Linked DNA regions of Homo sapiens: region 1 is linked to region 2. The links are chromatin loops, found by intact Hi-C in ENCODE. Cell type or tissue: MCF 10A. All regions are shown on one strand. Each heading gives the region's core, and the rest is flanking DNA. Links, peaks and the distances in the headings are about the cores only.

Region 1 (5,395 bases), core at 254-5,253, 880 kb before region 2:
GAGGTCAATAGTTTGAGACCTGCCTGGCATACATAGGGAAACCCCGTCTCTACTAAACAAATACAAAAATTAGCTGTGCATGGTAGTGCATGCCTGTAATCCCAGCTACTTGGGAGGCTGAGACAGGAGAATCACTTGAACCTGGGAGGCCACTGCACTCCAGCCTGGGCAACAGAGCGAGAATTCATCTCAAAAAAAAAAAAAAAAAAAAAAAAAGAGTGCTGTGCTGGGGTTACAAGTGTGAGCCACTATGACAGGCCTACACTAGCTTTTGAATATTTCTTCTTCTATTGGAAAATTTACTCCAAGAAGGGTAGAATATACCTATTTTTGCTCATTGCTAGAGCACCAGCTCTTAAACCAGGAGCTGTGTATAAGTGCCAGTGAATAGTTTATCTAATACATTGAACTGAATTGAATCTATGACTGTAAATAAGAGCATGAGCAAAATTATTTTCAGTAATATGCATACAAGGATTATATTTCACATATTTATTTTCTTAAGGAAAGTATTAAATTCTCATTTTATCATGCACCCCACAACTAAATAAATGTTTTAAAACATTTTATATATAGGTAAATTTTCTGAATTTTCAGTGGGAAATCTCTTTTTAAATAATTTTAACTGATTAGGAATACAAATTTAATGTAGTAATCTGTTTCTAAATATTATTACATTATGCTAACTATAAGACTGAAGTTTTGTCAATGATAAGAGAAAATATTTTTAGTAATTTATTTTTCATTCTAACATAATTTTTTTACCAGCATTTGAAGGAAAATTAAGGTAGGGCATGGTATTTCAGAACCAAGGAAGGGAGATATTTTAAACCACAGTTGTATACAATTAAAAGTAATACATTTTTCCACTATTTTATTTCCATGTTTAACAGCTTATAATGCCAATGGCAATATTTTAAAAGATTAAAGCTTTTATTTTTCCCCTTTTAATGTAGAAAGAACAGATCTTTTGTTTTGATTGTCTGTCACCCTGGTGTTTGAGTTTATAATTGGCACTTGTAAATGATCAGTAAATACTAGTCTCTTATTTAAAAAAGGGTGAGTGAGTGAAGTTAATACAAGAATAGCTGAAATATTTAATGTATATATTCAAATAATTTTTGCGATTTTTTTTTTTTTTAGACAAACTCTGGCTTTATCACCAGGCTGGAGTGCAGTGGCACAATCTCGGCTCGCTGCAACATCCGCCTCCTGGGTTCAAGTGATTCTCCTCCCTCAGCCTCCCGAGTAGCTGGGACTACAGGTGCACACCACCACATCCAGCTAATTTTTGTATTTTTTTTAGTAGAGATGGGGTTTCACCATATTGGCCAGGAATTTTTGCAATTTCTGCTTATACATCCCTGTCACCTAGAATTATTTCAAAATATAAAAATGTAGTAGTTAATATGCAAGTCTGATTCAACAAATGAACTAAAACTGCCATATCCTTGTGTATTCCCTCTCTGAATTAGGGGTAGCCCTATGTTATGGGTTGAATTGTGTCCCCCCCCAAAATTCATATATTGACGTCGTAACCCCAAACATCTCAGAATGTATCTTTATTTGGAGATAGGGTCTTTATAGAGATAATGAAGTTAAAGTGAGGTCATTAGCGTGAGCTCCAGTCCAATCTTACTGGTGTTCTATAAAAAGGAAAAATTAGACCTAGACAAACATACAGGGAAATTTTCTTGAGAAGATGAAAACAGAGGTCTACGAGCCAAAGAATGCCAAAGATTGCCAGACAAACATCAGAAGCTAGGGAAAAGTCACAGAATGGATTCTTCCTCATGGCTCTGAATCTAGGAACTGGCTGTCTTCATACCTTGATCTAGAATTCCCAGCCTGCAGAGGGAAAAAAAAAATTTACGTTTTCTAAGCCACTAAGTTTGTGGTACTTTGTTACAATCGCACTAGAAAACTAATATACCCTGTTACTTGTGCTTTTGTTTGTTTTAAATTATTTATGTACTTATTTATTTGATGATTAGCCTTTGACAAATAGAATGTTGCAGAAACAATACTGCATTACTTCTCTGAGTAGATTATAAGCACCCATGCAGCTTCTGCCTGGATCTTTGGAATGCTCTTTTTTTGTGGAAAAGCCAGCTGACATGTAAGAAGTCTAATTAACCTGAGATTGCAATCCTGTGATGGCAGGATGGCAGGATGGCAGGATGGGCCAAACCAGTCACTGGGAGTGGTCACAGGGAGAGAGACAGAGAGAGAGTCTTGAAATTCCAGCCAACCCAGCTATTCCAAACCAGGTGTCAGACATATAAGTAAAGAAGCCACGTTGTTTTTAAGGATGATCAGTATTCCATTGTGTATATATACTACATTTGCTTTATCTATTCATTTTTTGTTGGACATTAGGCTAATTTCATATCTTCGCTACTGTTAATAGTGCTACAATAAATATGAGACAGCAGAAATCTCTTCGACAAACTGATTTCCAATCTTTTGGGTAAATACCCAGAAATAATATTGCTGGATCATATAGTAATTGTATTTTTTATTTTTTGAGAAATCTGCATATTGTTTTCTATGGTGACTATACTCAAATATTTGAGATGATGGATATGTTAATAGTTTGATTTAATTATTTCACATTGGATCATAAATTACAACATCACATTGTACTCCATAAGTTTATACAATTACAAATTGTCAATTTACAATCTTTAGAAAGCCACATTGAATGTCCTCTTCAGTTGAATCTTCAGGTAACTCTAGGTCCATTTGCCAAATGATGGCTGCTGTCTGAGACACCTAAAGTGAGAACAATTTACACAAGCTAAGCCAACCCACGGAGACATGAGATATCATAATAAATTGTTCTAAGTTACTAAGTTTTTGAGAGATTTGTTAGGCAGCATTAGATAGCTGGGACACTAATTTCTGTAGTTAGGTTGGTGTAGATGGGTGTTTCTCAAAGTGCTGTCACCAGACCAGCAGCATCAGCATCATTGGGAACTTGTTAGAAATGCAAATTCTTGGACTCCAGCCCAGAAACTCTGAATCAGAAACTCTAGAGATAGGACTCCACTGTTTGTTGTTTAACAAGCCTACCAGGTGATTCTGACTCACATTATAGTTTCAGAACAACTTTAAATTCTTTCTTAATGAAATCTTTACACTTTTGGTTGATGGAGACCAAATACAGGCAAAAAGATCGACCTTATCATAGCTTAAGAAGTGCTGTAACATCTGTGCACTGCCAGCGTTTCATCCTCTCCTCATGCTAAGCCTCCTCAGCTCTTCATTTTCTATGTGCTCTGCTCTCTCCAAAAGTCCATGGGCTTCCTGAATTTCTTTTCCTTTTTTTTTTTTTGATATTTTTGTCAGCTTTTCCCAGTAACCTATATGTCTTGCTAAGCTTCACTTTTTCATGGGAATCCTAGCTGACTTCTTGACTAGGTCAACTTCACTGTTAATAGGCCTTTAGTGCACTATGTACCTTTTCTTCAGATTGCTTGTCACAGTTGAATGTGCACACATTTGTGCAATCATTTAGAAGTGTGCTTCCTCCCATGATAAACTGTAAACTCACCAAAGCAGAACAATGTTAGCATGAGAATGAGCAAGATAAAAAATTAGCAAACTGATTTCTCACTAAGGAAGTAATAATAATAATATTTATGCAAACTCTCATTAGCACTCCTGTGCAGACCATGTACATTTGGTGAATTATCTCATTTAAAACAGCTTGTAAATTACAGTGATAAGGTCAGATCCTCAAGTTCTAGTTTAAAGAAAAAATTATTTTTGTCACTATTTCAAGCATATCATACTTTTTCCAAAACCAGTGAAGCCTGTTGAAACATAGTGTGTATTTTGACTTTTAAAGTTGAAATTTTTTCTATTACCAAGTAACAGTATTTTTAAAAGAAGGATACTTTGGAAGGCTTTTTATGTAGTAATAGCTTTGTTGGCTTATGTTCTTTGTATAACATATTTTTATAAGTATATTCAGATATAATAATTAAACAGCAAATGTATGAGCAACACTTCTTTTAAGGGATTGTTTTCAATATATTTAACAACCAGCATGCTATAGATAATGAGAAATCAAAGTGGCCATCTGCTACCATGTTCCAGCAGGATCCGGGAGGACGACCTTTACTGTACTAGGCCTGAATTCTTTCTTCTCACATTATGGTTCCAAGAAGGTCTGGGAAGATGCAAAGGAGGGGCCAAGGTGACCTTTGTGCTTGGGAGGGGTGAGCATCAAACAATGGCATTATCTGTTCACACCAACTACTGGAAACCCCTAAGCCTGGTTTTGTGAAATTTAGGGTGAGCTAAGTAGGACATATTTCCTGCCATGAAAAAATGTTATATTCTAGCAGGATATATGAAAATTATACAAACAGAAAAAAATAATTTTTAAAAGTGGCAAGAAGTAATAATAGGTTTGATTAGTAAACATTGCTGTTTGCTTAGCTAGATATACAGAATAGGGTAAACTTTTAAAAATATTTAATAATATAAAATTCATTATTTTCAGTTATTTCATCTTAGTTTAAATTAGTTAGATTATTAAATTATTTTCTTTAGCTTAATTTAGAATTTTAATTGTTACTTATGATTTATATTTTAATTCTGGACATTTATATATATAACATATATATGAAATGTATTTTTTTTAATTTTGAAATACAAATAAAAAGGAGGTGATATGGCTGTGTTCCCACTCAAATTTCATCTTGAATTGTAGTTCCAATAATCCCCACATATTGTGGGAGAGACCGGGTGAAAGGTAATTGAATCATGGGGACAGTTGACCCCATGCTGCTGTTCTCATGTTGGTGAGTGAGTTCTCATGAGATCTGATGGTTTTATAAGGAGATTTTTCCCCTTTGGCTCAACTCTTTCCCTTGCTGCCACCATGTGAAGAAAGATGTGTTAGCTTCCCCTTCTGCCATGATTTTAAGTTTTCTGAGGCCTCCCCAACCCTGTGAAACTGAGAGTGGATTAAACTTCCTTTCCTTATAAATTCCCCAGTCTTGGATATGGCCTTAAGGCAGCACGAGAAAGGATTAATACAATAAATTGGTACTGGGTGGGGTGCTGCTGTAAAGATACCCGAAAATGTGGGAGCGACTTTGGAACTGGGTAACAGGCAGAGGCTGGAACAGTTAGGAGGCCTCAGAAAAAGATAGAAAAATGTGGGAAAGTTTGGAACTTCCTAGAGACTTGTTGAATGGCTTTGACAAAAATACTTATTTTTTTCTAAAAGCTTCAAAGTTTTAATTTTGGCACTTAATTCCTTAATTCGTCTTGAATTGATTTGGCTTTATTTTGTCAGTTTGTGACCCATTTTAATTTTTCTCTACATAGATACACTGTCTTACAGAAGAAATCACATATCAATCCACCTCTTCTGCAA
Region 2 (5,395 bases), core at 287-5,286:
GAATCTCTGGGACACATTTAAAGCAGTGTGTAGAGGGAAATTTATAGCACTAAATGCCCACAGGAGAAAGCAGGAAAGATCTAAAATTGACACTTTAACATCACAAATAAAAGAACTAGAGAAGCAAGAGCAAATAATCTCAAAAGCTAAGAGAAGGCAATTAGCTAATAATTCCAAATTTCTTCTTAAAAATCATATCTTAAAATAATGATGCTTGCAAAGTATTATTAAAATATCTTAGGAAAATCTAAACAGCATTAAATGAAACAAACATGTCCACTGAAAAGAATATACTGCAGTCACACTAAGTGTATTAGGGATATCCAGAGAAAAAGAACCAATAGGAGACGATAGATAGATGGATAGATAGTTAGATAGATAGATGATAGCTGGTAGATAGAGAGATATATTTAAGGAGGTTTTTAATGGAAAATGGCTCACATGGTTATGGAAGCCAAGAAGTGTCATGATGTGCCATGAGCACAACTGAAGAACCAGAAAAGCCAGTGATGTAGCTGGAAGACCTGAGGATTAGGGGCTTGGGTTGTGAATCCTGGTTTCATTCCAAATGCCCAAGAACCAAGGGCACCTATGGTTGAGAGCCAAGAAAAATGGATGTCTCAGCTCAAACAGAGAGAGTAGTAAATTGGTCATTCGTCTGTCTTTTTTTTTTCTTTTTTGTGTTTGAGCCCTCAAAGGATGGGATAAAGCCCACCCACAATAGTGAGGGATCTTTTTTACTTGATCTACTGATTCAATTGCTAATCTCCTATAGAAACACCTTGACAGAAAGATCCAGAAAAAAAACTGTCAGCTATCTGGGCATCCCTTAACCCAGTCAAGTTGATTTATAAAAATTAACCATCATGCCATGGAAGAAGGATAAGCCCATCAACCCAAATTTGATTTGGATGTCAAGACAGATGATGACACACAGCACCAAGAGGATATGAAGATGACTTTTATTCATGTAATGGTGCTATCTGTGGAAAGCAGAGAAAGCTCCCAAGCAGGTTCAAACATGGCTTGGGAGACAAAGTGAGAGTAAGTGAGATTTTATGGTGATTTTGGATAGAGATGGGAGCTTACACGATTTCCATGATTTGTACTTCCCACCTATGCCAAATGAGGGAGCACCTGGGCTTTCTTATTGACTAGCCCAGGAATGGAGCAAGAGGGAAAGAAGGAGGGATGGGGCTTGAAATCTGTCAGAAAACATAAAAAGTGGAGCCTGCTGATTTATTACAAAAAAAAATTGCACTGTTAACATATAATATATGAAAATAAGATTAAAACTAAAGTTTGATGGATATTTTAGACATAATCTGCAATGCTTTATCACTTCTTAAATATGCATGTTATTCTTTTTGGAATACTTAACTCAGAATGTAAGTGGGTTTTTTTAAAAAAATTAACATATTTTTCTCCTCTAGTGTAACCTTGGGTATAAAATACACTTTCATTATTAACTATAACTTACTCTGCTTGTAGTTTGCAAAAGGGATGGTGAACTATAGTAACAGAAAGGTATCAGATTTTTTTTGAAGGTGGTGGGGTATAAAATACACTGTCATTATTAACTATAACGTACTCTGCTTGTAATTTGCAAAAGCGATGGTGTACTATAGTAACAGAAAAATAACAGATTTTTTTTGAGGTAAGTTAGGTACATGTTTTCATATGTATTCTGGGGGAGTCAGAAGAATGGCCACTATGCTCTTTAAAGGATACTCTTCTCTCACAAAATATGCTGCTACATTAAGAGAGAACAAACCTTACCCTCTGGAGAGTCCACTTAAATTTTAAGTTGCAGCCTATAAAATGTTTGTCCCTCTAAGGATGCCTCCTTTGCTAATAATTTTTAGAGTTTTTTCTTTTTGCTTATCATTATTAACGTCATGGTCACTGATACATTTTTAATGCATGCCCTAAAAAAGGACTATAATGTTTTCAATAGAGGAATGTTACGTTGCCCCCTCCCTTCTGAACACAATTCTTATTTTTTCTGAAACTCTCGAAGGCAAACTGTGAGTCTGTAAGTGGGGCACAGCATTAAAAGCTGAAATGATGGGGTACTATTTAATGCTCATTTTCCTTTTCTTGGATTGTATAGGGCTTTGCTATGGCTAGACATATCTATCTACAAGTATAGACTGACATTGAAGGACCACTGATAAAATAAACTAGCACTTGCAGATCCATCCAATGTCTGAATGACTTGTTAAAATTATCTTGCTTTCCTGACTTTGGTTTCTGATGCTTGAAAACCACGTGCAGTAACTTTCATGCTTACTCAATATGCATGTTGCTGCCACCTTATTATTTCTAAAACTATGAAGTGCAAAATCCTTATGAGATTAAAGCCCCTTGCATGGGTCATTGCCACACCTACACCTGGTCTCTGCTCCTCACTCCTCTCAAAGCTTGTCCTGCTTCAAACAGTTCCCTAGCTACTCTGCCCAAGGGATAGAGAAATGGCTTTCTTTTTTCTCTGCTCTTTGCTGCCCTCACCTGACTGAGACTGTCCTATTAAACATTTTTGAAAAGAGTATGGTTGGGTCAAGGCGTATATGTCCTAAAAACTTTAAACTTCCTTTATTTTTAATAATTACAGAGAGAAACAGACATAGAATAAGAAAAGGCAGAAAAACATAAATAAATACTAAACATAAATTACCACTATAAGATGCTGATCAAATCATATCTAAGAGAATAACTCTGCCCTGTTTAGTGCTGATCCTGAGACCTTGGTTTTGTAATTTCAAAAATTGTGCCCATAGGATTTGTTACTTTCAAGTATATTTTGGTGCATGTTGTTCTGCGTTGTCTTTATTGGTGTTTTGGAAGTTCAGTTAATTATTTTAAATAGTTCATCTTGTGAAAAGGAAAAAAAAACTAATAATCTCAATACCCAAAGATGATATTTATTTACATTTTTCATGGTATTCCCTTTAGTCATAAACATACAAATATTTACATACATATATATAACATGACATCTAAAATATGAAATTATATTAAAATGCCATATATTACATATAAAACGATATGCACATGCATATCTGTATGTTATAATGTTACATATTTCAAAAATGAGGAGACTTTGAAATTATATTTTCAACATTGTGTCTGTGTTCAGGCCATTTTTATGTTGCACATGTTTAGATTCAAATCATCAATTATTCAAACTTGCACAGAAATGCATGACTTAATCTAGATAGCTAGAATTTCACAGTCTTGTTTTATCTACACTGAATGTTACAGACACATAGGTTGGGGAATTACTAGAATCTGAATATCACATATCTTTCTTAATTAAAAGACTTGCTATTTCTCTGAAGGAGAATGGAAACAATATGGGTCCTAGTAGATCTCCATAGAAGAGTGCCAATTAGCCCTTTGACAAAGTTGCTAGGTGCTTCCATGACTAATTTCCATAACTGTTTGAGTGCAGATGAAAATAGTTCTAATATGGCTCAATAGTTGAATATTACAGTTATAAATTCATATAAAACATATTTCATAATATAAACATGGTTAACATTTTGTAATTTTTTTGTACTCAAAAAAGTATAAGTCATCATTTTACTTTCATTAAGTCCCTATTATATTTGAACCGGAACGTGAAAAATACCCACTTTTAAACTAGTCTAAGATAAAAATGAACACCGGAGTCTTTTGTGCTTTTTAATTTTACAGGGAGATTCTGCGCCATAATTTATCCATCTTATTTCCACACAGATCATGGCTTTATACCACTTGTTTCAACAAAATGTGTCTGGAGTTCACAGTGTTGGCAAATGCACCCATTCAGGTGGTTGTGTTACCCAAGTGTAAAATCCTCAGTCTGTGTAAAATAAGAAAACACATTATGACATATTTTACTGCCCAGGATTAGTCTGAAGGTGCCAATGTGTTATTAGCCGAGAATGATGCATGCCAAAAACGACAAAAGTCCAATTGTCAAGGCAAGCACCTGCATCTGTTCACCTGAAGCAATGATTCCTACCTCTCCAATTATTCACAGAAACTTGACTAAGTTCCACTTTACACACTGAAAACTATCCCTGGCCTCCATCTCTCCCCTTGAGCAGACAGTGCCTAGTATGGCACAGGTACCTTAAATTTAACCCAAATGACACTAAATGTCTGCTTTTCCGGTCATACATGATTTAAGGAGGGTGAGAGATCTGATGAGAAAGAAGCAAAACCAGAAAACGTCATTAACTTTTTGCAAAATCCTCCAGGCTTCAATTGGTTCCCAATTTGTTCTCTATTATAAAAAGGTAAAATCTTAAAATGAAACAACAGAAAAAACAAGCATGACTTGCATTGACTACAAGTTAGTGCCTTGATCGTCTCTCCTCTCCATCCGCAATCTGTCCAGCAAAAAAAAAGTAGAGATGGACACAAAGCAGCCTGAGATATGATTGCAATTGTAATTTTTCTGCCTATATCTGCAAAGATTGTCAATTCTTTTAGGACTCAATAGCCACCTTTGGCATGGTAATGTGTACTAATTCATGCTGTTTTAATAGAGAAAGAATACTTCTCTACTAAGGCATTTTTTAATCTACAGCTTAGGACAATTCCATTCCACTTCAATGGAGGAGAGGAATACTTAAAATATAACTCCCTGTTCAAGGAGAAGATATGTGAGGAAAACTTCTTGCTCTCAATTTATTTTTTTAAAACTTTCTAACAAATTTTCAATTAATCTGGTCACCAAGCAACTGATTATATACACCTTCATTAGGAAACTGTTATTCAGAGATAAAGTGGTTTTGTTAATGTTATACAATTTGATAGTAGTCTAGATAGCTCCACCACCCAACTTATCGACATTAGCCCTGCTCTCTTTAGTACAACATGCATCTTACAAGCAAGAGAATGTCTGCTTCATATAAGTAAACTATCTTTAAATATCTGTTACTTATATACACTTTAAAGTTACTAGTTTTATCTAAGGTGAAGCACATACATCTTGCTGAAGGTCTTTTTAACAGATTTATTAGTTTCATATTAATGATTCATTAATTTGTGAACTATAGATTTAAAACATTACCATCAAAGCTAAAAGGAAAAATATATAAACATAATGATAAAAAATTAACATTAAAAATGGATGAAAGATAGATTTATAATACATTAATAAACTATTTTTAAATACAAAAATGAAATTAGTATTAAATGCTCCAGGAAAAGGTAACTGATGTTTTCCAGTCAGTTTAAAAAATGTTATCATATCTCCTAAAATTCTTTCTTTTAGCATTTGAAGTAATGTTTTAAAAAATGCTTAATCCAACTCTCTATATCTGTCAATTAGCATGGAAATTAAAGAACAAAGAGGAGTTCTTAGATCATAACAGTCACCAATTGATTCTCTTTCAAACTG

Evidence for each region. Peaks named below come from ENCODE experiments on the same cell type or tissue, not always from the same donor. Only the 100,000 strongest peaks of a DNase experiment are listed, where the experiment ranks them.
Region 1: a loop joins it to region 2, with 5 times the contacts of the local background. A loop is called at or near these places in 2 of 110 quality-filtered maps.

The regions. Positions count from the first base shown.
Region 1 is chr4:134,025,115-134,030,509 of GRCh38, forward strand. It overlaps a transcript of PABPC4L not described here. Among named protein-coding and RNA genes, the nearest start is that of PABPC4L, 170 kb to the right of the region's middle. In MCF 10A, for the core only: no CTCF peak of the experiment used is centred there; a DNase peak (open chromatin) is centred at 3,017.
Region 2 is chr4:134,904,122-134,909,516 of GRCh38, forward strand. No RefSeq gene overlaps it. Among named protein-coding and RNA genes, the nearest start is that of LINC02485, 220 kb to the right of the region's middle. In MCF 10A, for the core only: CTCF peaks have their summits at 2,508 and 2,707; no DNase peak of the experiment used is centred there.